Linked DNA regions of Homo sapiens: regions 1, 2, 3, 4 and 6 are each linked to region 5. The links are chromatin loops, found by intact Hi-C in ENCODE. Cell type or tissue: Caco-2. All regions are shown on one strand. Region 1 has its middle 500 kb from the start of ARL4A. Region 2 overlaps SCIN (scinderin). Region 3 overlaps LOC105375158 (a long non-coding RNA gene). Region 4 has its middle 430 kb from the start of ARL4A. Region 5 overlaps LOC105375158 (a long non-coding RNA gene). Region 6 has its middle 110 kb from the start of ARL4A.

The links. Peaks named below come from ENCODE experiments on the same cell type or tissue, not always from the same donor. Only the 100,000 strongest peaks of a DNase experiment are listed, where the experiment ranks them.
Region 1: a loop joins it to region 5, with 8 times the contacts of the local background. A loop is called at or near these places in 2 of 110 quality-filtered maps.
Region 2: it touches region 5 in a loop (6-fold over the local background); 2 of 110 quality-filtered maps call a loop at or near these places.
Region 3: it touches region 5 in a loop (5-fold over the local background); 3 of 110 quality-filtered maps call a loop at or near these places.
Region 4: it touches region 5 in a loop (5-fold over the local background); 3 of 110 quality-filtered maps call a loop at or near these places.
Region 6: a loop joins it to region 5, with 6 times the contacts of the local background. A loop is called at or near these places in 3 of 110 quality-filtered maps.

Annotation. Positions count from the first base shown.
Region 1 is chr7:13,183,244-13,188,243 of GRCh38, reverse strand. No RefSeq gene overlaps it. Among named protein-coding and RNA genes, the nearest start is that of ARL4A, 500 kb to the right of the region's middle. In Caco-2, no CTCF peak of the experiment used is centred here; a DNase peak (open chromatin) is centred at 2,933.
Region 2 is chr7:12,636,480-12,641,479 of GRCh38, reverse strand. SCIN (scinderin) reads right to left here. Exons shown (of 16, transcript NM_001112706.3): 11 at 963-1,133. Among named protein-coding and RNA genes, the nearest start is that of ARL4A, 49 kb to the left of the region's middle. RefSeq lists a silencer at 822-1,116. In Caco-2, CTCF peaks have their summits at 2,204 and 2,418 (motif pointing left); a DNase peak (open chromatin) is centred at 1,009.
Region 3 is chr7:12,940,861-12,945,860 of GRCh38, reverse strand. All of the region lies in intron 1 of LOC105375158 (a long non-coding RNA gene), which reads right to left. Among named protein-coding and RNA genes, the nearest start is that of ARL4A, 260 kb to the right of the region's middle. In Caco-2, no CTCF peak of the experiment used is centred here; a DNase peak (open chromatin) is centred at 3,030.
Region 4 is chr7:13,112,919-13,117,918 of GRCh38, reverse strand. No RefSeq gene overlaps it. Among named protein-coding and RNA genes, the nearest start is that of ARL4A, 430 kb to the right of the region's middle. In Caco-2, a CTCF peak has its summit at 585 (motif pointing right); no DNase peak of the experiment used is centred here.
Region 5 is chr7:13,015,301-13,020,300 of GRCh38, reverse strand. All of the region lies in intron 1 of LOC105375158 (a long non-coding RNA gene), which reads right to left. Among named protein-coding and RNA genes, the nearest start is that of ARL4A, 330 kb to the right of the region's middle. RefSeq lists enhancers at 2,560-3,175, 2,485-3,684. In Caco-2, no CTCF peak of the experiment used is centred here; DNase peaks (open chromatin) are centred at 2,800, 3,490 and 4,000; H3K4me3 peaks cover 1,824 bases.
Region 6 is chr7:12,798,889-12,803,888 of GRCh38, reverse strand. No RefSeq gene overlaps it. Among named protein-coding and RNA genes, the nearest start is that of ARL4A, 110 kb to the right of the region's middle. In Caco-2, no CTCF peak of the experiment used is centred here; a DNase peak (open chromatin) is centred at 2,458.

The DNA of each region.
Region 1 (5,000 bases), 170 kb before region 5:
AGATAGCAAAAACATTAAAAAATTCATTTTTCCAACTGTGATTTAAATTCCCACATTTGATATCTGAGACAGTCATGAAGTAGTTTAAGCAAAATAACAGATGGCAGTAATTTAATTTAGCTCAGTTATTTGTAGACATAATTCTCAAATTTGAAAGCATGGTGGTTAAACTCCACAGTTACTCTGCAGAAAATTTTGAGACAAAATCATTATTAATACTAAGATCTGCTAATAGGAACAACTACCACCCTTTTCCACCTCCCCAAAAAAGTTTGATTTATACCCTTGCATGTAAGCACAGTTAACACTAGACTTAAGTTATTCCGCTTTTAGAAAGCACTAGAAATGATACATTTTCCTAATAGGTTTGAATGAGTTCTCACATTTTTTTCATGCATTGGATGTGACAAACCAGCCACCCTAATGTACTATAGCACTAAAGTAGTGCTTCAAATTAAACCATTGAACATATATGTTTTTAGTAACATGTAAAAGGATTTATGACTTATGGTAATGGATACATATTTCTTGAGGTAGTTCATCGAATCGAGATTTCTAATAAATCTTCTGATATAAAACTTTTTATTTTTATTTTTTTGGTGAGATGGAGCCTCACTCTGTCACCCAGGCTAGAGTGGCACGATCTCAGCTCACTGCAACCTCCACCTCCTGGGTTCACTGACAATTTAGAATGTTAAATATTAAGCTGTATTTGTGGGAATATCAGTCTTGTTAATTGCATCCCAGCATATTATGCCTCCAAATGAAATTTTGTATTTATCATAAATATATTAATTTTTTTCAGCAAAGCATTATCAATTCTATGGTAGGCTATATTATAAAATTATAACTAAATATAAAAATGTATATTAAAATATAATTAGTACATATTAATGTATTATGAAAATGAAATAAATGTCTTAGGTGATATTTTCTCTAAAATTCAAACCCATGACAATTTTCAAAAATGTTTTTACTTGATCCTATTCAATAGTAACCCTAATCTTGGAAGACATTCTGCAGAATTTCTACTTAAGAACATTGAATTCAAAATAGATATAGCTGACATCATGTGACATGTATGTTCATGTTGTTTGTGTGTATGTGTGCTTATGCAAGTTGGTTTGTGAAAGTGACTTATATTTGTCTTTATCTAATATTCTCTAGGGTTAAGACAAAAAATGGAACCAAAACTGCCTATGGTATTAATTCTCTTATACTGATTTGATTTATACATTTTAAAAATAAATCAGTGTATAGTCAATTAACAAGACTGATATTCCCACAAATACAGCTTAATATTTAACATTCTACCTAAATTACTGTCTCCCCTTCATAATACTTGTCATTATTGTCAAACCCTGTATGTTATTATTTTCTTTTATTTTTATTAAGGTGTATACTGTGTTTTGATATACATAATGAAATGATTAGCACAGTCATGTGGTAGATGATTTGACAGTTTTTAGATTCCACATATAAGTGAGAGATCATGCAGCATTTTTGTGTGTGGTTTATTTCACTTAGCATAATGTCCTCCAGGTTCATCCACATTGTCCCAAATGACAGTATCTTTTTCTTTTCTTTTCTTTTCTTTTAGACAGAGTCTTCCTTTGTTGCCCAGGCTGCAGTACAGTGGTGCAATCTCAGATCACTGCATCCTCTGCCTCCTGGGTTGAAGCAATTCTCCCATCTGAGCCTCCTGAGTAGCTGGGATTACAAGCGCACACCACCACACCCAGCTAGTTTTTGTATTTTTAGTAGAGATGGGGTTTCGCCATGTTGCCCAGGCTGGTCTCAAACTCTTGGCCTCAAGTGATTTGCCTGTCTCAGGCCCCCAAGCGCTGGGATTACAGGTGTGAGCCACCACACCCAGCCTCATCTTTTTTTAAAGTAGAATATTTCATTTATATATAAACCATGATTTTAAACTGATTCATCCATTGATGGACACTTAGGTTGTTTCCATACCTTGGCTATTGTAAACCACACTGCAATGATCATGAAAGCAGTTATCTCTATGAGGTGCTAATTTAATTTCGTTTGGGTTTACTGGGTCATATAGAAGAATTTGAATTCTTTGAGCACTCTCCATGCTGTTTTCCATAATGGCTGTACCAATTTATATTCCCACCAACAGTGCACAAGTGATTCACATCCTTGCCAACACTGGCTACCTTTAGTCTTTTTGATCAACAGCCATTCTAACAGGTATGAGGTGATATCTCATTGTGATTTTAACTTGCATTTTTCTAATGAGAAGTGATGTTAAGTACCTTTTCATATAACCGTTGGCCATTTGCATGTCTTCTTTGAAAAAGTGTCTACTCAGGTCCTTTGTTCATTTTTAGATTGCGTTGGTTTTCTTTTGTTGTTGTTTGCTATTAAGTTATATAAGTTCCTCATGTATTTTGGATGGGAATCTATTAGATTTATGTATTTTAAAATAAAATGGAGCTCTAATGATGGTCTGAGTTGTGCAAAGGGTTGTAGTAATGAAGAATGAGATGGAAGCATCTGAAAGCTAACAGAAAACATTTTAAAATTTTGTAAACTTAGATGAACATATTAGCCCCAATTGTAAATTTAAAAATTACATGAAAATGATAACGTATGTTTTAAAATGTCTTTGATAATATTTAACATTAATGATATATTAAGTAACTTAAGAAGTACTTAAGAAGAGGGCCTTATAAAACTATGTAAACTAGGGTAGGGTAATAATCATGTTCTTTGTTTTCTGTATTTTATGATCCTTTGACCTCTTGGGGGCCTTGTTGGTCAATGAGAACCTGCCCCTCCCAGGGCTACTTAATTCCCAGAGTTAGCAAACAACTCCCCTGTGAGCATGCCTTTCATATACAAACCAACAAATTCAAAGTCCATATTCTAACCACCTCCTTCATCTAACTCTCTTACACCAAGCCAATATTTCCTCTGCCCTAAGTCACCCCAGGGCCAGGTGCTGGACAACTGGAGCTCTCCCTGTAGTAAACTGTAAATTGTACTCAATAGTAAGTTGGGTAAACATAGGATAGGATAGTTGGGGAGAGTCCACTGAAGTTATTCCAACTATCCTATCCTATGTTTACTCAAATTTACCTTCCCTGCATTAGTTCGTTTTTACACTGCTATCCAGAACTACCTGAGACTGGGTAATTTATAAAGAAAGAGGTTTAATTGACTCACAGTTCCACATGGCTGGGGAGGTCTCAAGAAACCTACAATCATGGTAGAAGGTGAAGGGGAAGCAAGGCATGTCTTATATGGCAGCAGGAGAGAGAGAGGGGGATTGGGGGACCCACCACACACTTTTAAACCATCAGATCTCTTGAGAACTCACTATCACAAGAACAGCATGAGGGAAAATGCCCCCATGATCTCATCATGTCCCACCACGTCCCTCCCTTAACAGGTGGGGATTAGGATTTGAGATCGGATCCCTTTTGGGTGGGGACACAGAGCCAAACCATATCACTGCCTCATTCATGTCTTCTCATGGAAACCACAATAAAGGCTCTGGGCCATAATTTCCCTCACTCCTCTGCCTCCTGAATGACCCTGGGGCTTCCCCATGTGGCCCTGTATGGTGTGGCATGCCCCCTTTTCCTGGAGACTATGAGTAAGAAAATTCCCTTGAGTGGCATTAATCTCACTGGGTTTCAATCAGTCACCTCTATAAATTAAATCCTACTTACAGTCAAAACAGGTAGTAATACCAATTATAAATTATAAAAGAAATACAACTTATTTCTGCATTTGCTTCACTTCTAGTAATGATTCTGTTAATACAGTTTTTGTGCAAACTAACTTGTTAGTGTACCTCTCCTGATTAGTCTCTGAACTGTTCTTTTTCTTCTCACCAAGTTGTTTGTTGTTCCTGTTTCTTTCCTGCTACCTATTCATCTATACTTATTCCATATGCTTGCCATTCTGTGTGCCTTTTTTCTCATTTATGCTAATTTACTCAAATTCATATATTTACCTAGTCTGTGACTTCATGAGAATAAAACTAAATTAAAATTTTATCAAGCTTATCTTATACCCTGTGAAAAGTCAAAGTCTAAATGGTATGTTAGTTCAAAGCAATTTTATTCCATTGGACAACTGTCTATGCTTCTGTGAATTAGTCTCTAAGGCAGTCTTATAAGAATCAGAATTCTCATATTCAGGACATCATTGTGTGAATCAAATATTTAAACCTGTAGATATTATAAACCAAATATTTTCTTACTTGCTGTACTGTGTAACACTCTATTTGTCCATCATGTTTATTAGCGCACTTGAATCTCCCTTTTCCACTAGTTTGAAAGCCGTAGAATGGAGAGACTTCTGGTAAAGCCTAGCTGGGGCTTATAATCTGCCATCATCTTGTCCTGACTATGTACTCAGATACTGAACAAATTCAAAGTCAGGGGTTTACTTGGGGCACGTTTATCGGAGATGAGAAAATGCCCTTTGTGAAGACCTAAATATTTTAATGTCTTCTTTATAGCTACTTTCCATTTTCATTTCTCAGAATCAGGCAGATTGATAGAAACAAGAGTAATTTTGAAGAAAATGTCAGAATAACACACTGGGAAGATATAGGTATGTATTAGTAGAGTGTCTTTTCTTGGTTCATATAGATGTTAACTAGAGAGATTCTTGAAATGAATCTGGTTTATTGTAAGTTTGATTGCCTACACACCCCTAGCACATTCTATCACACAAATGACAGCTTATACTTAATAAAAGAGGCCACTTATTTAAAAGCTGATTATTCTGAGAAAATCCTTAACCCAATTCCCTGTTTAAATGAAAATAGAAGGACTAGACTTTTACAAATCGTCCAAGGAATGCATTTCTGCTTTCTAAAGAAGGGAGGGTGGGATGAATGTGACCCACCTTTCCTCACACATCTTCCCAATTTAGACCTAGAAATTAAGATGTATAAGTATCTATAATAAGTGTTTTCCCATGGGTATAAATGTTGTCCCAGAGACTATGAAGAGGGCAAA
Region 2 (5,000 bases), 380 kb after region 5:
CTAGAGGACGGAAAGTCTGATATAAAAGAGAGAGGCAAGATAAAATCAAAGAGGTAAGGGTGAGCAGGGAGGGAACTTGTCCAGCCCCATCCCTGAGGCCATGGTGAGTGGGTCTTGGGAAAACACAAGTTCCACTTGAGAGGGCTGCCAGGGAATCTGTCCTCAGAGGACAGTCGTAGAGAAATCAGGTGCAGGGAGAGGGAGGCTTAGAGAAGAAGTTGCAGGTGGAGGGATGAGATGACCAACCCAAGTTTAAGGGGTCTGCTGATTGACTTGTATGGAGGGCAAGTTTGAGGGACAGCTCCAGGCTTGATATGCAGAGCATGCCAGGCAGCGTAAGGGTGATGTGGAAGACCTGGATTTCAATGGTGACTGGGGTGACAGGATTGTCCTAAGGTGAAAGCACTTAGCCATTTAAAAACCTGGGCAGGCTGGCCTTGTCTATACCTGGAGGTCTTCTTATCTTATGGCACCATGGCATGGGGTTTGATCCCAGCTGCTGTCAGAAACAGCTCATGGGGCCAGTTCAGTTATGGTTCTGGTCCAGTGTGGTGGGACATGCCTCCCATATTTGTTACACTTGGGCAAACGAGGGCCTTCCCTCTCAAATGTCTCCAGTGTGATCAGTCACCTGACCATCACCCATGATCTATCCACCTAAGGCCTTTCAAGATGGAGCTTAAGCAGCCTCACGCTTTTGACAGCTAATTTGTGACAGTATTCTTAAAAATTTATCTGTTTGGGTTCAATGTAATTGAAAATTGCGAAAGGCCTGGTATCTGGAGTTTTACTTTTTACTCAACTCTCCTGCTTTAAATGTTTTTAAAATTTTGAACAGTGGATTAATTATAGGAATGAAGGGAGTTTATTTGCCAAGTTTTTAAAGTCTAATATTTGCTGATGGCTCAGGTCCATTGGGAAGTCCATAACTAGGGCATGTTTTATGGAATGCATGACATTACCTCCACAATTCTGGTGATAGATGCCAGGTTTCTCCGGACTTGAAAGAGGCGTGTAGGGGGAGCAGGTGCCTGACCTCCTTTCTTTGATGTTCCATTCTTGTAAATAATGAGCGGTTTGTCTTTGAACAAACTCAGTAGGTGAACAGGCTCTTTGCCTTGGGAGACTCGGATCTGATGGGGGAGAGGGGGAATAAAAGAAATATAATTAAGAGTGCTGTGAAAGAAGGTTTTAGTTCCAAATGTGTTCTTATGTTGTCTTTTTGAAAATAAAACAAAAAATAAAAAGTCAAGAGCAGGAGGAATGATGATTAACAGAACATATAGGTTAATGATAATTAATTTTCCCTGTTGACTTGAGAATCTTTTGTTATCGCAGGCACGGTGTCCATGAGTAGTTTCTTGTCAGGGGAAACATCACCATGCTCCAATACTTTCTGTTTTTGAAAAGTATGAAGATGTAAGTCTGTTCATCTACATCTCCGAAAGAGAAAAGGTGCTGGTGTCTGCGACCTTATGTGAAAATCACTCTTCTTTCAAGGGCACCAGTAACACTTACAGATATTTACAGAGGTACTAGAATCTCACGTGTTTTGGATCTGGTTCAGAAGGTTAAGAGATGTGCATTCAAATGCTTCACAACATAAGATGACCCCAAATCATACCCATTATTTCTATATCTCTGTATTTGTAAAATAAAAAAATTACACACACACACAAAGATTGCTATGCAAGCACTAAAAATGGGCAAAAATAAACAGAATATGTTTTCTACTTTTTAACTTACCTATAGAAATGTAATAGTAGATATGCTCAATATAAGAAACTTTAAAAAATACAATATAAAGACTTTTCAGGATGAGGAAATTGAAAAAAAAAGGGAAATTATTTTCTTGATTTTATTTATTAGCCCCAAATATTGGATTAGAATTTCCTATTTCTCACACAAACTATTGATGCATTTACATAAAGAGTTCAAATTTCATGTCAGTCTCCCATTGTTTTCATTTGTTCTGCCCTGTGCTAAAATTGAACTGTCTCACTTCCCCTGGTTTGTCTTTTTCTAGAAGCCAGGTGAATGGGAATGCTGATGCATGTACTCATTACATGCATATACATACCTGCATATAGGGAGGCCGAAAGGCATTGAAAATAATTGACTTCATAAATATATTTCAATTAGTAGGCATTCAAATAAGTGAGCAGCAAATTATGGAAACGTTTTGTCAGTTATAGTCTCACAAATACCTAAAACTGTTAGCTTAGCATTTCATATAACATGGAGAAAACTTTAATTGCCAACATGAGAGAAAGAGAAACACTGATTAAGGCCCATCCCTTACTGTCAAAGGAGAATAAGAAAGAAAAAAGGCTGATTAAAATATGTTCAATATGGTTAATATATTCTACAAAGGAGCGTTGAAAACCGCAATACTTTAGTTTTTTCATGCATTATTGTAAGCTACTGCCATCTAGTGATTAAACTAAAAATTACCATTTTGTTGTCAATTTAGGATTCAACCGGCTAACAATTCATGGTAACTCATTAATCGAGTGCATCAAATATAGTACTATGAAATATGAAATATGTAAGACAATGCATGTCTTCATAGTTTTTTAATAGTTTGGTAAGTAATACCTTAAAGATCAACTAAATTCCATAGAATTGAGTGCATTTAAAGAATTCAGTCATTTCATTAATTTATTGATTAAAAGTAGCAAGTTAACTTATTTTTAAAAAGTTAACATGCGCCTTTAAATTTAGATTTAACTTGATTTTTGTATCTACTAACTTGTATCAAGATGGAAAGGAGACCAGCTGGAAGACCAACTTCAGCCTTCACATCTTATACTTTATGTTCTGAAGTGTCTAACTTGCCTCTCTCTATTTAATTATTACATTAAAATAAGCAATTACACACTTACAAAGATTTGAAAACAAGACAGAAAAACCCTTTTGTACCATATAGAGTCTTAGCTCCCTTGACATCAGGAATGAGGAAGTTAAACAGGCACAACCATGTAAAGGGAGTGTTTAATGCTGCTGTATCAGAAACATCACTGCATTGGCCAAGTAAGCACCTGCTTTCAGTTTGAACTCTAATCTGTAAGATGCTTTTCCCACCAGATGGGAGCAGATGGCTTCTCAGAAACTGGCCAAAGACAACAGGCAGGCAGAAAACAGGCAGCAGTGTGTGCAGCTCCAGCTAGGAAGACACAGGGAATGAGAGAGAGGGAGAGAGATAGTTCCAGCTAGCTGTAGGAAAAAGGAACAAGAAAGTACTCTCTCACAGAATGAACGAGAAAGCAGACGGACACATTGGGGCACACTAGAGGAAAATAGGGTCTTCTTGAAGTCTGTATGTCAGTTATACAGTAAGGGAATCTAAAAAACAAAGACCCAAAAACTTTTTCATGGTAACTAATAAGCGTCCTGAAACAAGTAGCAGATACTCCACCATAAATATAAAAGGAGGAGCAGTTGAACTTAGGAGAGTACAGAAGATTGAACCAGGCTAGAAACAGCAGTCTCTTAGACACAGTGAGGAGATCTAGAACTAGACATTGATATCGTCTGATATTGTATAACATTTAAAGTTTTATAATAAATAAAACAGCATATTATCTCTTCCTGTCCCTTTTTCTCTATCTTAATCTGTCTCTAGATAGAGATAGCTAAGATAGATAAGTTAGATAGATAGATATACTAAAAAGTTGACTCATTTATAATTACATGAAATTTTCATTTTGAATTTGGATTCAGTCATTCTCGACAAGTAATTTTTTATTTCAGAAATACCCAAGTAAAAAAATACATCTCTCCTCCCTCTCAATCTCTCCTCCCTCTCACACTATCCTCTCCCTTGCCCTTCCTCTTCTCTCCTCCTTCTTACTTGTCTCATTTCTTCCTCCATGATTTCCCTCTCTTCTCTTCCCCCTCCTCTCCTCCTTACTTGTCTCATTTCTTCCTCCATGATTTCCCTCTCTTCTCTTCCCTCTCCTCTCCTCCTATCCCTTTTCTTTCCCCTTTCTCCCTGTCTTTTCTCTTTGTCCCTCCCATTTCTGTTCATCCTTTCTCCCTCTCCACCACTTCCTCCCTCACTTTTGGGTGTTGGACTTTGTTTCAGTAAAGATTCTGGTACCTAAAAGGGAAATATAAGGACCCATGCTATTTTATCAAGATTTATTTCTGTTTACTTGTGCAAAACATAACTTACGCATGTTTACGATTTGAGAGTGTAAGAAAATGCATCTTTTTTTAACCTATTAATTCGAATTGTTAATCTGTGCTTGTTCTGCACTGTTGTATTTATTTCTCATTGTTGCTGTAACAAATTACTATGATTTAGTGGCTTAAAACAACACAAATTTATCATCTTACAGTTTTGGAGGTCATAAGTCTGAAATGAGTTATGGGGCTAATTTAGTAACTGGGCTAAAATCTGGAATAACAATTTAGTCACAGGGCTAAAATCAAGCTATTGCAGGGCTATAGTCCTTTCCAGAGGCTCTAGGAATCAATCTATTCCTTGCTTTTTCTGGCTTCTAGAGGTTGCCCATATTCCTTTGCTGGGGACTCTCTTCCACCTTCTTTTTTTTTAATTTTATTTTTTAATTGATTAATAATAATTGTAGATATTCATGGGGTACATACAATGTATAGTGATCAAATTAGGGTAACTAGCATAACATCATCTCAAATATTTATCATTTCTTTGTGTTGGGAATGTTCGATATCCTCGTTCTAGCAATTTGCAACTACATAATATGTAATTGTTCCTTCTATCCTCAAAGCTAGCAATCGCTGGTTGAGTCTTTCCCATGCTGCATCCCTCTGACTCTGTCTGGCTTCTGTTTTACTTACAAGGACCCTGGTGATTACGCTAGGCCCACCCAGTAATCCCAGATAATCTCCCTAGTTTAAGATCTGCTGATGAACAACCATAACTCCATCTCCGACCTTAATTCTCCTTTGCTTTGTAACATATCACACTCACAGGTCCTGAGGATTAGGACATGAACACCTTGGGGGCATTATTC
Region 3 (5,000 bases), 74 kb after region 5:
CCCAGAAAACATTTTAGCCTTAGATAAGAAAAATTATAGAAGTTTATAGAATTAAACAAGTTCCTAAAATAGAAATATAAATTTAAGTTAACCACAAAAAATACATTTTATTTCTCTACGATGACTCAAAAGGGGTATTTACATGTGTAAAAATGTATCTTTGTGATTGAAAAGATTATGTGAATTCACTTTCTTCACTGATGTAGGTACAGAATACACTTAATACCAAATAATTATTTTAGATATGTATTTTAATGTCATATCAACAATTTATTTTCCTGAATCTAGTAAGTCAAACTATTAAACTGCCCTCTAAAAATTATTTCATAGTACATTTACACTATTTGAATAATTGAAAGATCAATTTACATATGACTAACCTAAATTGTCCAATGAAGTATTATTTTTATGAATTTTGCTAATCACACAGATGAGACTATTTGATGGGATTAATTATTTGATCTCAGATATACTTAAAAATGAAGGAGATTCTCTGGAAGAAAATTTTCCTACATTTTTATATTATTTCCCTCCCATTGTTATAAGTAGGCTATTGGTTCTATGCATGCTCCATAAGTGGATGTACTGCTGTATATGAATGTGTTATGGCTGGGGTGAAGAGAATTTAGAAGTAAGCTAAACTTGCCAGGCCAAGTCCAAGGATCTAGGCGGAATAAATAAAGTCCTGTGGACAAAGGATACACTTAAAAGTCAGTGTGTGAATTGTGAAACATTCCTGGGAAGATGAATCTTGAGTTTTGGCTCTAAAGATCAGTGTGGTTATTTTCATTCACTGACCAAAGATAGTCTAGGCAAAAAGGTAACGTGTGGAATAGAAGGGAAGGCATTCAAGAAGTTCAATACAAATTAGTCAATATAAAATTGATGACAGAGAATCCACGCATAGATTAGATTTTAAAATGCCTAAAGGAAGAGACACAATCAGCATTAGGAAAATATTTTCTTAGAAAGCAAAGCCCATGACCACTAGGCTTGAGTGAGAGGAAAAAAATATTATACAAAAGTGGGGAAATTCCTGGAAGAATTTTAGAATATTAAAAAAAAGTTTGGTTGGGCGCCGTGGCTCACATCTGTAATCTCAGCACTTTGGGAGGCCGAGGCAGGTGGATCACAAGGTCAGGAGATTGAGACCATCCTGGCTAACACGGTGAAATCCTATCTCTACTAAAAATACAAAAAATTAGCCAGGCGTGGTGGCGGGCACCTGTAGTCCCAGCTACTCGGGAGGCTGAGGCAGGAGAATGGCATGAACCCAGGAGGCGGAGCTGGCAGTGAGCCGAGATCGCGCCACTGCCCTCCAGCCTGGGTGACAGAACGAGACTCTGTCTCAAAACAAAAAAAAAAAAAAAAAAGTTTATCAGAGAGAATACGGTGAGAGGAAATTGGCATGCCAACCAAGATTCTGGCACAGGCATACAGAAGTAAAAATCTGGGTGCAATATTGAAGTTGGGGATTGAACCTCAAGAATACAGACAGAAAAAAACCCTGTCCAATCATAATTCGGGAGCTAGTCTAAATGACAAAGGTAAAGGTAAAATATAGATAATCAGGCTAAAACTCCTTGAAAACCCCTCCTGCTTATATTAAGATTATTACTGAAGACAACAGTGAGTATGTAAAAATTTGGGAATATCCACAAATGTTGGGAAAAGAAGAGCTAACCAGTGTTGGTAATTTAGCAGAAACTATAGCTAGGTCTTAAGAACCAAATCTACATTGTTACTCGTAACATGGAAACTTCATTTATTTATGCACTATGCATTTTGTTCTATGAATGATCAAGGCTTTCACAGAGCAGTGGGTGAGTCAGAAGCAAACCAACAAACAATGGTATATGATCAAGGCTTTATTTCATTCGAAGGATGAGTGCAGGTAGGAGGCCTAACCACAGGTGGGAATGTTTCTCTGAGAAGGTAATGTTCCTGCTGCTGGAAAAGAGGTATTTGGTAAGGAAGGGAGTTAGATAAGACAGGTAAAGGGGACAGCACAGTAAAAAATGTGTGAAAATATTGCAAAATCACAAAGCTGTAATACAGTGTGAAATAAGAAAATTTATTTTAATTTAGGCATTTGAAGTCTAATCCTCCCTCCATTTTACCCAAGATCATCTACAACAAAAATAAACAACTGACTTGGTGTCTTAGAGCAGTCACTTTTCTACTGTCTGGATTTCCTTAGTGATAAAACAGGTATAACATCTATCATATTTATCTAGTGGAATGTCAATATCTAATGGAATGTAAGGTTCAGGAGATAGATAGATATGCTGTGTTAGTTCATTCTCACACTGCTATAAAGAAATACCCAAGACTAGATAATTTGTAAAGGAAGAAGGCTTAATTTACTCACAGCTCTGTATGGCCGGAGAGGCCTCAGGAAACTTACAATCATGGTGGAAGGAGAGGAAAAGCAAAAGCACATCTTACATGGTGGCAGATGAGAGATAAGAGAGTGTGAGGGTGCAGGAAAAACTGCCACTTATAAGACCATCAGATCTCATGAGAATTCTCTCACTATCACAAGAACAGCATGGGAAAAACCACCCCTATAATCCAATTACTTCCCCAGTTCCACATGTGGGTATTACAGGTCCCTCTTTTGACATGTGGAGATTACAATTTGAAATGATATTTAGGTGGGAACAGAGACAAACTATATATCATATACATGATATATATGACATACATATATATGGCATATATGTCAAATGTAAAACCCCAAGCCATTTTTATAAGGCTGCTTGGTATCTAGTATATAGGCACATATAGAATTCTTCACGCTATCCCCCACAAAGACAGTGGGTGGATGGGAATCTAAGGTAACCTATTTCCAGCCAAGTCCAAGATAGGGTAATAAATGTCCTGGAACTACCCAGGTGGCAGCTATTTCTGACCACTGAAGACTTGGAATACATATCTGCTTATCTGTTTTGTGGTCTTTATTCCAAGTCCAACTCTCTCGTTAAGGTCTAGGTTAATTATTGCCTGAGCCAAAACAAGCTGGCAAAGCAAAAAATCCAGCTGAAGAAATCCAAACAAGCTATTGTTGACATAGCTAACATCATGTCTGCCTTGAAATTTTTATAGGGCTTAACTACTTGCCAAGCACTTTCGCCTACAATAATTCACTTATCCTTGCACTCATCCTGTAAAGTGAGAAAAACAGATGTCACTGTCCCATCTTAAAGGTGAACACAGCAGACTCTGCATTAAGTGACTTGTGCAAGGTCAAGTTACGAGGAAGGCTAGAACTTAATTATTGTTTAAGTAAAAAGGCAGTGTTTTTTCTTACTGTGACCTACATTCTATCTAAAGGCCACCTAAATCACGAAAGAAGGAATGTACCTGTTTAAAATGCCACATTCCTTTCTAAGTTCACTTAAACTTCTACATTCCTCCATTGGAGAAGTAGTTCATTTCAAAATATTTAAAGTGGTTAAAAATAGCTTTTTTGTCAAAAACCACTTAGTGTTTATTAACAAATGGTTATTAACGTGTGTAACAGTTATAAAAGTGTGGCTGGATGCTCACTTTTAAAAGAGAGGGGTATTTTATGTTTGTATATGCTTAACCAACTAGTCTAGTACATGATATAGGCAGAGAGAAAGATTTGGATCCCAGCCAATAATTGGCACTGAATTATAAAACCCTAAGAGAACAAGAGAGTGAAAATTTCATATAAATCTGTCTGTTTTGAATCAAATTGGATAAGAACTCATATCCTAGTTGACATATTTATAAACATATTTTCTAAAATATTTAAGTATCTTGAGAAGGAGGCATGCTGTATAAAACCTGAAAACCTTTATCTGGCTCTTTTTGTCTCATTGATATTATCCATGTTCTTAAGCAGATAAAGTCATTCTGGCTTCTGGAATATCCCTACAGGAATAAACGGGGATATCTCAAGATGTCAAGATTTTGGTGGATTGTACATGAGTAGATAACTCGTATTTTCAAATCGTTCTTAGAAGAGCCCACAGGCAAATAACTCTTCGAATCGTACAAAGATATTTAAGTCAGTTTCACATAGGATGAACTGTACAGACTTGTCGAGTTCCCGGCTGAGTTTTCACGTGTCCTTCATTAAGTACATGGATCAGCCTGAAAGGAAGTCAGGTTCTGCTTGTGCAATCTAGTGTGTTTATACCTTTCTGTTTGACAAGGAGGCTTTTTGTTGTCTAACTCTGCCTGTTCACACAAGTGAAGGACAGATATAATCTCAAACTCATATACCTAGCAGAAAAAGAAAATAAAATTGAAATCTACGTATGCAGAGTTTGATTTCCTACCTTGTTTTTTTTTGTTTTTTTGTTTTGTTTTTTTTTTTTCAGGTAACTCCCAGATGTTCTCTCATTTAACAGAAATTGTAAAGGCAATTATAAATATGTCTATTCATTAAGAGCATCAACATATTTAATGATATTGGTGCATTCACCAGTTATATTTATATTGTGCTTTTCTTCAGTTTTCCAAATATTTTGAAATATTATAAAATTAATAATGTACATTAAAGAAACTTAGAAATATAGGTAGGAGAATAAATCACCCCAGTCTCATCACTCACCTGGTCATGCTGACATTTTAGAAACTTTTCAGACTTTTCTCCTATGTAAATATATCATCATTTTCATCATATCGTAGATAACCTTAACATATTTTTTAATCTTATATGCATTTCTTCCGTGTATTCATTTGTTTCCTCACTCTTTCATTTATTGCACTCAGAAATGTATATTAGGCACATAACACAGATTAGTACTCTGCTAGATGCTGGAGATTAAACAAGGAAAAATGTAGTTCTCATGTTCATGGAGAACATGCCCAGGGAAAATAAAGACTTGTGCATTAGAACTTTCCAAACAGTTTGATAAGTGCTGGAATAAAAAACTATATTATAAAAGCACGTAGGCAGAGTTCCTCCTGGTAGGGGAAAAGCATGTGTAAAGGACTAAAGACAAGAGAGGGCATGACTTCAG
Region 4 (5,000 bases), 98 kb before region 5:
TTGTTTTTGCTGCTCCAGAGAACCACAGCATGCAGCAAAAGATTAAACAGCTCATTTTTGTTTCTTCTAGGACTTCAAAGAATCAGTTGGTTTCCACATCAAGTTCAAGTTTATGCAAAGTAGATTTAATTGCTTGTCACTCACACTGGGAAATGTTTCAAACATGGGTTGTTACTTAAAACAGTTTCAAGTTCATATTTTTCAAATCTCCATATTCACTTCAATATAAATGCACTGCAAAGAATAAATTCTTAAAATCAGAAAACATATCTAGCTAAGAATTAGGAAATTGAAATTCTAATAAGCCAAGTTTTCTTTATTTTGTTTTGTTTTTCATAATATTTTTTCTCTATATTGGCCAAAAATGTTCGAAGTGACTGTTGGGAAAATATACAGCAGACTAAGGACAAATTCATATAATATTATCTTAATTTTGGAGAATTATTCAGATGCACGTTTTTCTTATAGAATAACCTGTCAGACTTCAGAGGAATAATCTTTCTAATTTTGTTTTCAGACATTTCCTCCAAAAGATTGCAGAGAAAATCTTCCCACATATCCTGGGGCATACTTCGATGTGCCATTAGAGGGTAGTATTGTAACTACAGAGCTGTTAACCAATATTATTGATATGCCCAGAGGATACCACACCCCCATCACCTATAATCATACTTCCTAGGTACTTTAAGCAAATGAACACTCTAACAGACATTATAGTTGATTGCATACAACTGAGTGCTGAAGACAGCACTTTATGTCTGTGTTCATAATAACTTTCAAATGAATTGGCAGCTTATCTCAAATGGATAAAAGAAATGATAAATCAAAAACTGCAGTACAGGGGAGAAACTCTACACCATTCTACCACTTATGCAATGGAAGAGCCTAGAAAAAAAGAGAGAGGAAAAGTACAAAATAATTTAGCATCTTATAAGGTTGATGAACCTAAATCCAATGATTCATCATTCTGCCACAATCTTGACCCAGTAAATGTGTTATGTGTTTTGTGGGACATACATATACACATTTTTTTCCAAATTCAAATTCAAAAAGAGAAGATAACTGAAACAATATACACAAAGAAAAATATTACATAATTTTGCAAGTGTTGTATCTATATACAGATATAAGAAAAAGCAATATGTGGATAAATATAACAAGAAAAATAATTTTCATCCTCACTAAATTTAGATTTCTCTTTTGGTCTTGTAAACTTGCCTATGAAAACTATCAAAAGAAAAATTATTTGAGATCTCCCCTGAAGAAAGAGATGGAAAATGGAGGCTTGTGATATCCCTGCTTCCCCGGACCCCTCATCTTCCTTACCTGAGTGACATTGTGTCAGAAGAAGAGCATGGTATCTGTTGTCACTCACTAGCTACAATACTGTGGATTCTCAGAGCCTCAATTTCCTCAGCTATGAAAAGATGGTTATAAGATTTACCTCACACAGTTCTATTAGGATTATATTAGGTTACGATTATAGAAATAGTAAGATACAGAGAATGACACACAGTAGAAATTCCACAAGTGCCATTTCTTTCCATCATCCCCTTTGAAACCCAATAAGACTGTAACATATTTAAAGGTCACAATTTCAGATTGGAATTACAAAACCAAGAGACTTAGAGGTAGAATATAGGTTTTTCTGTCTGTTGCCACTTTTACATAATGAAGACAGTTATTTAACTTGTTAACAAGGAAAAAAAAGTAAAAAGTATGCTAATGGATGTGTAGTATTGCAAGTATCAAAATGAATTACATTTGATCTACATAGTACTTCTTTCCTCCAGCTATATCCACTGCACTGTAATCTACTTGTGGCCTATGTCTTACCATCCTTCTATTTCTGTATTCCATGTGACATATGGAAGCTCCCAGACACCCCTCCACTCCAGCATACTGATGACTTAGCAATAACTGGGAGAAAGGTAGTGATGGAGTAGCTAAAGAATTTTAAATTCCATATGAGGAAATATTTATCACTAGAATATAACCATTCCTACATAGAAACCTTTAATCCAAAAGTGTCTTACATCTCCAGGGTTTATGCAATCTGAATATTGAGAAGATATTATTTTAAATTTCCATAAAAGAAGTAAATTATTGTTAACTAGGACATAAAATATGCAGAGACTCCCATTTCTCCACTCTTTCTTCTAATAGTTGGACAGTTTCACAGCTGCTACAAACATCTTCGGGTAAAATTTTGTGTGCTTGGGTGGGGATGGAAGTGATTGAGGGTAGGGGGTTTTAATGCCCATAATCCCAGGCAGCTGAATTCCCCAAATGCTTCGGCTGCCTGGATTCTTTTCTTACTCGTGGGTATGTAGCAGAGCTAAGCCTTCCCTCCATTCCTACTTTAGTCTTTGTTTTCTGAAGTCTGGCTCCCCAGCAGAGGGTACTCCAAATGAATTCTTGGGAACACAAAGTTCCAATGCTGTCTGTGCACTCATTTCTGACACTACTTATGTACAGCATTGATGGATTAAAGATACTGATTTTATCTCTGTGAGGAAAAAAAAGAAGGCAGTTTGCGTGTCTTATCTTGTTATGTTGCAACTCCTTTTGAATCTCTAAGAAGCCTTTGCTTAAAGGCAAACATGGATATGTGGCGATGTTTTAAAACCCACTCTGTATCCCTGGCTTTTCTAGAAGAGTCCAGTGCAGGGCAGCCTTGGGAGGTAAGCTAGGTTTCATTTTGTCCCATTGCTTAGAATGAGCCCTGGATTAGAAGTCAGGAAATCTGAATTAAAATACAAGCTCTGCTTTATTGAGTGATCCCCTAGGAGAGATACTGATGGCTGCTGATTAGAGATAAAAGTTAAGAGAAGTCATCAGAATCCAGATGATATCTGACATTAGAGCTGAAGAGAATTGCTGACTGACTGAAAGTGGGGTTATGAGGTAAAGAGTGAAGCCAAGGATGATTCCTTTTTTTGGTCTGAGCAACTGGAAGAACAGAGTTTTGATTTGCTAAAATGGGGATGGAAGGGCTGTGGCATGAGCAAGTCTTGGGGGTAAAACAAGGAATTTGGAACCTGTTAAGATTGAGATGCCAATTAGACATGGAAATGCTGAGCTGGATACCTAAGTCTGGAGTTCAGAAGAGAGATCAGGACTCAGTGTTATCAGTGCATTGAAGATATTTAAAGACATTGGAGGCCGGGTGCACTGGATCACGCCTGTAATCTCAGCACTTTGGGAGGCCAAGGCGGGTGGATCGCCTAAGGTCAAGAGTTCAAGACCAGCCTGTCCAACATGGTGAAACCCCGTCTCTACTAAAAATACAAAAAATTAGCTGGGTGTGGTGGTGGGTGCCTGTAATCCCAATTTCTCGGGAGGCTGAGGCAGGAGAATTGCTTGAACCCAGGAGGCGGAGGTTGCAGTGAGCTGAGATCGCACCACAGCACTCCAGCCTGGCGACAAAGTGAGACTCCGTCTCGAAAAAATAATAAATAAATAAATAAATAAATAAATAAATAAATAAATAAATACAGACATTGGAAAAGAGTGATAACTGAGGGAATTAGTGACAGAAGAGAAAAAAAAAGTGTGACCATTGAAGATAATCTAATGTTTAAGGTGGGAGGAAATAAGGAACCAGCGAAGGCAATATGGAAGGAGAGGACAATTAGGAAGACAATTAAGGCAAATTGTGGTCTGGGAGACCAAACAATGAAAGAGTGTGTTTCAAATTGGAAGGAGCAACCACTGCATGAACTGTTGCTGACCGATGGAAAAAGGTGTCTGTTCTGTTGACTCTCCTATCCCCTGCTTTGAATAAAGTTTCCCCTAAATAAATATAAAAATACAAGCCTTTGCCTTTGATTGTGTGACCTTAGGAAGAGTGATTTAGAATCCATAATTATTTTTCTCCTAATAAATGGAAATATGGTCGTACATTTTATTTACTATCCACTAAGTACACAAAAATTGGTCTTATAAAAGATAAAATTGCATTGGGTAAAATCAAGAGCAAATGAAAGATTTTTAAAGCTTTCCTGCAAACTTGAAAAGAGTTAAAGAGAGTTAACATTGGGCAGCCTGGTTTTCTACTTTCACTGAGATACACAAGAGCCAGGTGCTTCCCAGCCAGTCTCCAATAACTGTCAGCCAATCTCTTCCTAAGCCATAGGGAGCAAATACACTATAGTTAATGTGAAAAAGTTAAGTATTTCCCCAAAATCTTGTTGGTTTGTTTTTAAATTCAGTTGTTAAGAACCCACAACATTTTAAGGCAGAAAAAAAAATTAACAAAGGGAAAGTGTGGTGATGGTGCTATAGTATTGATATGTGTATTGTGATTGGTACTGATTGAACTTGTAGCATAGTACCAACAAGAGTAAGTTTTCCTAATAATGATACAGGATTAAATAATTTTTTTTTTTTTGGACGGAGTCTCGCTCTGTTGCCCAGGCTGGAGTGCAGTGGCGCCATCTCGGCTCACTGCAAGCTCTGCCTCCCGTGTTCACGCCATTCTCCTGCCTCAGCCTCCTGAGTAGCTGGGACTACAGGCGCCCGCCACCGCGCCCGGCTAATTTTTTGTATTTTTAGTAGAGACGGGGTTTCACTGTGTTAGCCAGGATGGTCTTGATCTCCTGACCTCATGATCCACCCGCCTCGGCCTCCCAAAGTGCTGGGATTACAGGCGTGAGCCACCGCGCCCAGAAGAATTTTTAAAATGCAAAAAATAAAACACTTTTTATTCTATATCTGGAGTGTCCAATCTTTTGGCTTCCCTGGGCCACACTGGAAGAAGAATTGTCTTGGGCGATACATACAATACATTAACACTAATGCTAGCTGATGAGCTTTTAAAAAACTGCAACAAAATATCATAATGTTTTAAGAAAGTTTACAAATCTGTGTTGGCCCACATTCAAAGGCATCCTGGGTCATATGCAGCCTGTGGGCCATGGTTCGGGCAAGCTCATTCTATATCATTCAGTTTATTAAAATAGATTCCGAGGTTTATGAAATTGATCACAAAAGCCAAC
Region 5 (5,000 bases):
TGTCTTTCTCATCTAGTTAATGGTAACTGCACATTCTACTCAAATACAAAAAAATCCCTTGGAGTCATCTTTCACTATTTCTTCCTCTCACTCCCTCTTACAATCTTTCAGTAAATCCTATCAGCTTTAGCTTCAGGATTTGACCAAATTTCATTATTTTCAGCGCTATTACTTGTGTCCTACTTGCATCATTTCTTTCCATGGTATTGCAATGGTCTCCTAACTGGACTCTCTGCTTCTGCTCTTATCCCAAATAATGCTAGTTTTGGGATTAGATTTAAGATTAGTCCTAAGATTAGTCAGAATGCTAAGTTCAATCATGTCATTTCTGAACCCAAATCCCTCAACCACATTTCATGTGAAAAAAATTTTAAATGTGAATTACTTTTGATCAAATAATCCCATTTTCAAAAAAAAAAACACAAATAATGAGAAGAATATGTAGATCTATATCCATAAGGATATTTATTACAGGTTTATTTATAAAAAAAGAAAAACAAGAAAAATCAACCTAAATATCCAACTTAAAAGGCTTATAAAAATATGGTATAGCTATATCATGAAAATAGTACAACTGAAAAAATGCAAACGGAAACATCGTGTAGACTAATAATCACTTTAATCATGTGGTATGGAAACACGTGAAATCAACCACCTTGCCAACCATATTGATATTAATAACCCAATTTTTTGTAAAATATTATTTAATAATTAATGAATAAGTAGATATACATCAAAATTAAAACTATCTCTGTGTCTAGAAAATAAGAAAATTGTGTTTTTTTTGTGGTGGGGGTTGTTTGTGGTTTGAGAGATTTTTTTTTAAATTTTCACAGTGAAAGCAGCTACTTAATCCAAAAAACAAAATATCTATGATACATACCTACATCTAGGGAGCAAGAAAATCCTGTTGTTTTCATCCAAACCACAGCTTTTAAAAAGCAAGACAAAACTTTAGGTGACAAATGTATCATAAGTATCATAATTCCTACCTTAGCACTGCCTGAGTAAGACTTCACAGGAAGTTTAGAAAGATAATCCAGAACTTCAAGACTAAAACTGTACCAGAAGAAATTAGATCTGTTGATATATATGTATTTTAAATCAACTACAATTATTCATTTATGTCCGTTCCCATTTGAAATAGCTGCACTGAGCACCTGAGTGGCTCTGGAGTGAATATGTGTAAGATCTTAGAAGAGGCCACATGTGTTTGTTCCTGACTCAGGCCCTCAGTGGCTGAGCTGAAATAGATGGCCTTCCATGGTGATTTTGAACAAAACAGTTTTGAATTGTTTTAATCCAAGTCATATATTGTGAACTTTCCACCCAAGGTAGACCATTGCTTGCGGACGTAAGAAACATTGATATTGAAGTGCAAATTAATGGGGCAGATACAAATAATAATTTTGCAAGTGTGTCTCCTGATTTATCAGATTCATAATTTGCATTCATCTCACCAATTTTCTTATTTAGCTTATTTCTTAGTTATTTCTTGTATTTCAAAAACATAGGAGAGTACAAAAGTACTGTATTCATTTTAGTCTTTCATTTATTGAAAAACTATTCTATCCTTGCCCAGAATGTGTTATTTGGATTTGCAAGAACTGGAAAGTAGCCTTAGCATTTTTTATCTTTTCATTTACAAATAAAAATCAAGAAATTATTTTAAAAATGAATTTAAGTGCAAAATGCAAGAATTACAAATACTAGCTCACTGAATCATTTTTTCATACCCTAACACATATTTCAACTCAGTGTAAATTTTAACATACAGTCAATCCTTAATTCAAACATAACAAAGCAAGTAATCTTTAAATTAATTTGCCAAAAATATTAATATTCTGCGTGAATATTTAATATTGAATACTTCTTTAAAATATTTCTTTAAAATATTCTACATAAATATTTTTTAAAAATAAATTTAAACATACTATTTGGCTATTTGTAAATAATTTTTTTTAATATTAGAAGGTATCTTTTTATTACACAGAAACTCAAATCAAGAAATAATTTTTAAATCCCTAAAAAGGGGGCAAAATATATTTGTAAATATCTCTCCTTAAAGGAAGACAATTCACTTTAGGAAGGTAGAAGAAATGAAACCCTGTGGAAACTGCTGCAGGGTAAGCTTCTCACACAGTAAGGAGGCAGGGCTAAATCCTAAACTCAAGAGTTCAGATTCTATTTCCTTAAGACCTTTGTGGTTTTATAGTCTGGCCAATTTACACAAAGAGGAAAACAGAAAACAAAGGTAGTCATTGCCCTAAACATTACTTGTGAAAATTTAGAGCCACATTTTTTCACCTTGGGTAGGAAGAAAAAAAAAGAAGAGGAAGAAAGAGACAGAGGGAAATAGAAAGCAAGCAAGCAAAGGAGCTTATTTATCTCCAGAAAATTCATTATTTTCCCAATGGTGGGTAAGCTGGAACAGGAAGGCAACACCAGTTTTATTTTGGATGATAAATGTTATCTTGTGCAATTTCACATATAAGGTGTGTTCCTTCTCCTGCCTACTAAGTTAAGGCATGTGGGCGTCTGAACATTTGGCTTAGAGCTAAAAATGCCACGCCGAGATTTGTCTTTGCTCTATAGGACTCAAACTGGCAGAAGAACATAAACATGGTATGTAAAACTTGGTGTTCCTGCTCCTCCTTTAAGACTTAAAACAAACAGACTGGAATCCTACAGCTGTGGATGACTCAGATCCACAAAGGAGACAACTTCAAAAGCAGCCTCTCTAGTCTCCCTTTCATCCTATCAGTAGCGAATTGATTAGACTGCTCTCCCATTATCCAAAGCATTCCACACTCTGTGGGCCTCACACAACCTTTGTGTGCTAGAGAAGCTGAGGCTCCCACACAAAGAAAAAGAGAGAAAGGTCACCCAGGACTGGCAGGTATGGATCTCATTGAAAGCAATCACAAAAATCACATTGAAAAAAATCTATGTAAATCAAACTAGATAATCTGTGCAATATCACTAACTGATTCATTTTCTTCACTTCAGATCTTCAAATCTTGTCCTTTAATATCTGTTTCTTGACATTTTATATGTAATGTACATATATAATGTATTGGAGAGAAAAGCAATTATGAAGGCGGCTTTTGAAGTCTGTGAGTCATGTGAAGTTACAAAGTTCAGTGAGAAACAGCTTGAAAATGGAAATTCAGTCAAAGATGAGTGATTCAACCTGGCAAAGCTTTGTTAATCGGTGCTTTAAAGTAACACAATGATTAAAATATAATCATTGTTTTTTAAATTTTTATTTCAAAATATCTTGCCACCTTCTTAGCATAAGGATATATGCATTTTAGCTGAATGGATGTTTTTCAAAATCTGTTTGTGAAGAATGTTAGTGAAACAGGAAAGGTTCCCTTGTCCCCCTTGGAGGGCGTGCAACAGGGTGACTGGCTTGCTTCTTCATTGCCCACTTCTCAAACCTCTAGGGGAGCATACAGACGGCAGGCTGTGAGGCTCCGACCCCACGTCAGTGTCTTGGGGTGAGTGTTTACAGCTGAAGCATCGGTGGGTGTGTGTTACAGGGTACTCTCTTAGTTGGCCATCTATAGGCGGCTTGTGTCAACCAGCTCAGTTAGACCCCCTTCCGTATCACAAGGACAGGGGGATTTCTGTATCCTAGGATTTCTTGCTTTGGTGTACTGGAAGAATCAGATCACATGTGGGCTTGGAGAATGAGTGCAAGGTTTTATTGAGTAGAAGTACCTCTCAGCACATGTGGGAGCCAGATGGGAGATGGTTTTCCCCTGGACCAAGTGGCTGGACTTTTCTCTGACTGCTCCAGCCAAACTCCATGTCCTTCCGCTGGTCGATGGCCTGCAGGTGCCCATCAGCGTGCTCGTCTGCTGGCGTGCTCTCAATGACCAGCCACTTGTGTCTTCTTCCCCGGATGTGTTCCTCTCCACATCTAGCTGCTTCTGTGTGTCTGCCCACTAGGGTCTCGGGTTTTTATCAAGATGGGGGCATGGTGGGCCAGGGTAGTCCTAGAAAATGCAACATTTGGGCAGGAAAGCAGGAGTGGCTGTCTTCACCTAGGCCCGTGGGGGTGGAGCCCTAGCCAGGGACCCGCCTTTCTCTTACCCAGCACTTCCCTTCCCCCTTCCATATAATTTAAAGGGACCATGCTCTTTCCTTCCCAGCACTCCCCTATCATTAGCATGGTTATTATGTAAGACTTGCTATGTCAGCAAATAAGTTTATTGTATCATACACGAATTAGGCAACTTTTATCGTCTTTTAAGATGTAAAGAATTCCATCATCATAACAAGCAATTCCGTGCAGTTGTGAACACACTCTCTGTTCTATGGCTGTGAGTTTGAAATGTCATCTATAATCTAAAGAATGGATGAAGTTTAGATTTCTTGGAGTTGGGCTATAATAAACTCAAGACATCATCATTCTCTGTAACGCTCATTCCTGGCTCTATGGTGTGGATACATAGTTACTGGATTTCTCAGGTGTTCCAGGAAATGCAATTTAAAGGAAAGGAAGAAAGGAGACATCTTTCTAGACAGCTTTAAGCTAGTTATTTTTCACATTTCTTTTCTTTGTTAATATAAATATTTCAAATACAAGATAAAAAAGGAGGTCCAACCTATGTGTATATGAAGCCATAGACGTACCACCAGATGCAATTCAGGGGTCTAAACACCATAGCTGAACAGGGCTGCCTTTGCACTTGACATAAAATGCAGATTATCTTCCAGTTCTACTGCCATTTTCTTTCCTTCTATTGATGAGTTTTCTATTACCTGCTGGACTATTGTGTTACTAGTAGTAACACACAGTTCTTTGTACAGAAGGACCATCCACAAAATAAGCAGTCCTTTAGCCGTTGCAAAGCCTGTTTTTAGAACTAAATACATTCTTCCCAAAATGTGAGGGTTTTATCAGGTTGGTAAAGGAAGAAGTAAAATATAGAGAAAAAGAAGAATATTCACTTTTGAGCCTTTGCATTCCTTAAATAACAACAGTCCTT
Region 6 (5,000 bases), 220 kb after region 5:
GTAGAAACGAATCTTTTCTCTTTGAATTATTTTGTATTACTGGCCACACAGTAAAAAAGCGAATTCTGTCCGTCTGTGTTCACATATGTGTCATAACTGCACTTATTTGCTCTGCAAATACAAAGTTTAATGAGTGTAGACACTTGTACATCCATCACCGGGCTTGTTATACTCTAGGTTAATGCAGCACCAATCAAACGGCAGATATCTAAAATCTTGCCAATTCTCTGTGAAACATGCATGGTTTAAGTATATTATTATGTTAAACAAATAGAAGATGGCCAGGAAAGACGAATCCGTATCTTAAAACAATTGCTGTCAAATGAGTAATATGAAGTAGAAAAGGTATTTAAAGTTCAAATTAAAGTTTACAAGCCTTGGGAAGAGGAAAAATTGGTATTTTCAATGTTGCTTTGCCACATTCTTTAGTCTTTTGTTAAATAAAAATGCCAAGAGAGTTAAAAAATAAGAATTCTTCTTTAGCCTAATAAAAGTTTCTTGTTTGGACTCCATTTTCATATATATTAAAAAAAATAAGTTCTGTCTGAAGGCTGGGTTTTTAAGATTGGGCCAAAAAGAGACCACACCTGGTATGGCCTTACATCAATGCCACCATCATTCTGGGCTCCTAAATGTTCATGAAATTTCTTCTTCTGTCTAATCTTGCCTCATCAAGTCTCTTCAAAACCAAATCTAAAAGAGCCAGATGCAACAGGAAGAAGAGGACTCATAGAATTAGCAGATGATGTCTTCCTACTATTTGTTTAGTTTCCAGTAGTCTGAAGTGCGACTTTTCCAGTATGCAGACTAAGGGGTTTAAGGAAACTCTATAACCCAGATAAAGCACTGAGGTCAGAAAAATTGAAGAGAAATTCATCATAATTAAGAGCACAATTGTTTAAAAAAATGCAAATTTATTTCAACAACTGTATTTGAATATCTTCATGAAAGTGCACTCCATACATCTGTTTTCCTCCTGTGGCTATTTTCTCATCTTTCTCCCATGATTTTGGATCCTGCCTTCCAAGTAACATTCATTAAGCATTCAGCAAGATCATACAGGAGGTTTAAACAATGATGATTGTTATTCAGACACACCTCAAATCAAAACATGTCCTAGAAAACATAATAAATTTTGGAAGCCTGACTTACTAACCTTGTTAACTTGCATTACAGGAATGAGTCCTCTTCTTTGATTCCACTCTGTTTATGTTGTGTATAAATCAGGATTCCAATACAGAACAGATAGCACACTCAAATCAGGATAACTTGAGTAGGATGTATTTACAAAAAGACTATTTACAGAGGTGTGGGTGTAGGAGAATCACAATGGGTAGTGTAAGAATGCTAAGTTGGTAAGGAGTTAACACCCCTAAGTCCAAAAGGACACAGGGAAGAAGTTATTGAAACTGGGAGAGAGCCATGTGGAGAAGTTCACCTTGAAAGGGTAAGCGACCTTCCAAGGAGAGCACAGCAGCCCTAGGGGATCTGGCAGAGTCTCTTTCCTTCCTCTGTTTTCCAGCACACCAGGAAGCAGGAGGACATGGGAACCTTGATTGCCTCAAGCAGCAGTGCCACCTTAGGCAAACTTCCCATAAGCTATCAAGGGAAATAAAAACATCTAGATCTTTCGCAGTGGTTCTCTAAAGGCTCAGCCTAATTAAAAGCCAGAGGGTGCAGGAGCCAGGTGATAAAGATTATAAATGAGTCATCATCCTGGGGCAAAGGCAAGCATGGAAAAATGAAGTCTTAATCAGAAGATAGTCAACATACTCTCTGTGCCTACACATACTCCTTAACACACAAACAGACTCAAATACATCATTGAAAAGCTCTCAGAAAGGAATTTTCCTTGGAAATCACTTCATTGATGTCTTTCATGTTCAAAATTTCCACCATTAGATACTTCAGATATTTAAAACTTCTGATAATCTATAAATTTTGGATAGTATTGGTAGTAAAATGGAAAGGAAAAAAAGAAACTAAGTTTTTGAATACTAGCTCCTTTACATATCTTATCTCACTTAATCTTCAAAATGACTCTATTAGCTATACATTATTATCCATGTTTTACTGATAATTTGAAACTCAGATAGTTCAAATAACTTGCCTAAAGCCACATAGGAAATACAAGGGAAATCATAGAACCCAGGCCTGCCTGATTCTAAAGCCTATTCAGCTTATACTTCAGCACTGCTGCACTTGAGCACTTTAACCCAAAATAGTTTAATACTTTCCTGGCAGAGGACAGGGCAGGTAAGAGTTAACTAAAGATATAAAAGGGGAGAATTGGTCGTCCGGAGTCCAATGTCTATCAGGTAGAATATAAAAGGGAAATTCCTAAAGGTGAAAGGACTGGGATAGTTAGGAAAGAGTTGATATCTAGGGAGAAATGGAAATAAAAGGAGAGATTAAATACAATCTGTGCATTCCTCCCACTGCCCCATCTTGTTAAACCAGCCCAGCCACTTTTCAGTGTCCATGGACTTTGCACCTTAGGTTTACACCCTTCCACATAGGAAGCATTTTATAATGTCTGCAGTGATGCAATACCTCACCCCTAATAATAATTTCAACTGCCTCCCATCTTGCCCTACTCTTACCTGCAATGGACTAATGACTATCTTGAGGGCCGATGACTCTCCCGGTTGTATCTGACTTTGTACACGTGTGCTGTGACAGTAAAATTAAACCTGCATACTCAGATAGGAGGATGTTCTTCTCAAAGAGTTTACATCTTGATAGCATAAAATGAGTCAGTGAATCAAGGCAGGGATAACGATTTCATAGAAATCATAAAGGGAATATGCTATTAGACTTGAGAATTAATTTGCACAGAGAACCAACAACGTGGAACCCAAATATGAATGTGTCCTCTCTGCTTTAAGGAGTCTGCAAGCAAGAAACCATTCCACAAGCAAGAAAATCCATGCATCTGTCATTTTTTTCCCAGAGGCAAAAAAAAGCAACTGGAAGTGACTAGCAAGAAAGATTACAGAGTTATGCTCTTCTTCTTCTTCAAGATGGACTCAGTGCCCTACTATGGCATTCAATATTTTCTTTTTTAGAACAGAGCTAGAAACCTCTAAAAACAGAACACAAAGAAATAACTTCCAGGGTTGGGCAGGCACTCCCTGAGCAATGGGGAATTACCAGCATACTTTTATTTTTGACTCAAATTCCACAGTTGTCATAAGGCCAAACATTCTTCTACCTTCTTCCATTTCCACACTGGATTCTACAGAACTTATTTGTGAACGATACGTTTACCCAGCTCGCCTCCCTGCCTGAACTGTGAAATCATTTCAAACAGCTAACTGGATAAAAAGCTTAAAATAGGGTGGCCTTTATTCTTTATCAGCTTAAAATTGCCAAGCAGCAGCCAACTTAAGCTTTGAAGAAATGTAGAAGATCTTTGGAGCTATTTATATTTTCTTTACCATCCATGGAATGATTTAATTCAGAACTACAGTAAATGAGACTCTAGATCCTGGAGTATTTTTGATCAAATATCTGGATGGGCTAGGCTACTTTAAATTACTCATATGGTTCAGAAATCAACAGTTTGCAAATTGTTTGGAAACTGAGAGACAGTTTGAAAACACTGTTTCTCCATAAAATTCATACAAATCATAGTACATAATAATATGCAATATTTATATTATGATCAATATGTACATATATTGATGTGTCTTGATGCAAGAACTCCTAGTCTGTTAATGAGGAATGTAGGATTTAAGAAGTCTCTGCCACAAATTACCTGGGAATTTCTGGTGATGTCACTTAAACCCTATGCCTCAGATTCCTTTTCTGTTAAATGAAAAGGTTGGATTAATACAGTTTTCAAGTGACAATCTGAAGAGGATTCAGCTCTCTGAAGGGGTGACTTAGCTGCCATTACTGGAGGTGGCAATTAGGTCTTCTCTCAATCCCCCTGCCACCCCGCAACCATGATCACCATCAAAGCAGCTCCACATTTTTAGTTTTTGTGTCAGATTTTGCTTGAAGACCACTTTTAAAATCTTTAAAAGCACTGACTACTGTATCTCTTTGACCAAATTTGTGACTCTGAATTTTCATTTTCATTGACATATGGGTGTGTTTTTTTGCAAATCAAATATCATTTCCTCTGATGTATGAAATAGGTATTAAAAAAAGTGTGTCCAACAAGATATATATGTACAACAATGATAATCATATTTTATTCTTCTGAAAACGAGCAAACTCCTCTGCTTGGATATATTTCTATACTTTTCCTGATCCTAATGCTCTACTATTTACATTTGAACAGTTTAAGAAGACCTAAGTGGGTTTTAAAAGTTGGGTAGGAACTAACTGGTAACTGGCAGAATAACATCTCTCTTTGAAATGACTGAATTATATAATTGGTCCTCCAAAACACATAAATATACAAATATATTCTCCACACCTCCCCCATGTCTCCTTAGAAACATGCATTTAGACAGCCAAACAAGAGAAATGAAGATAAGTAGTGGAAGTAGACCCAGGATTGAGAAAGGAGTATGATTTTTCTGGTTCATCCCTCTGAGTTTAAAACAAAAATGGGGTAAGTCTGGACCTTACTCGACTAAAGCTGCCATGAAGGCCAGCACACAGATACGTATGTGCAGGTGTATAGAGATAGAGCAGGGAGGAAATAGAAGCCTAAATCCCTGGGGAGAAGCCCAAAGGAGGCATGGTTATGCTACCAGTCCAAGAAGAACTGCCAAAAGAACCCAGAGAGCTAATCCTCAAATTGGAAGCAGAGCCATGAGTAAACTGAGGACAATAACATGAGGTGCCAGCATTAAGTTAGAATCAAGGGACATTGAAGAATGAATTTCCTCAAGAAAGCTTATCTCAGATGACATAATTTTCAGATTTGCCACACTATTTTTGATGGACTGGAGCCTATCCTTGAAGTGTACCACACATCTTGGAGAATGGGATATATACAATCTTATGTGTGTGTGACTATTACTTTGACATTTTAATGCTTT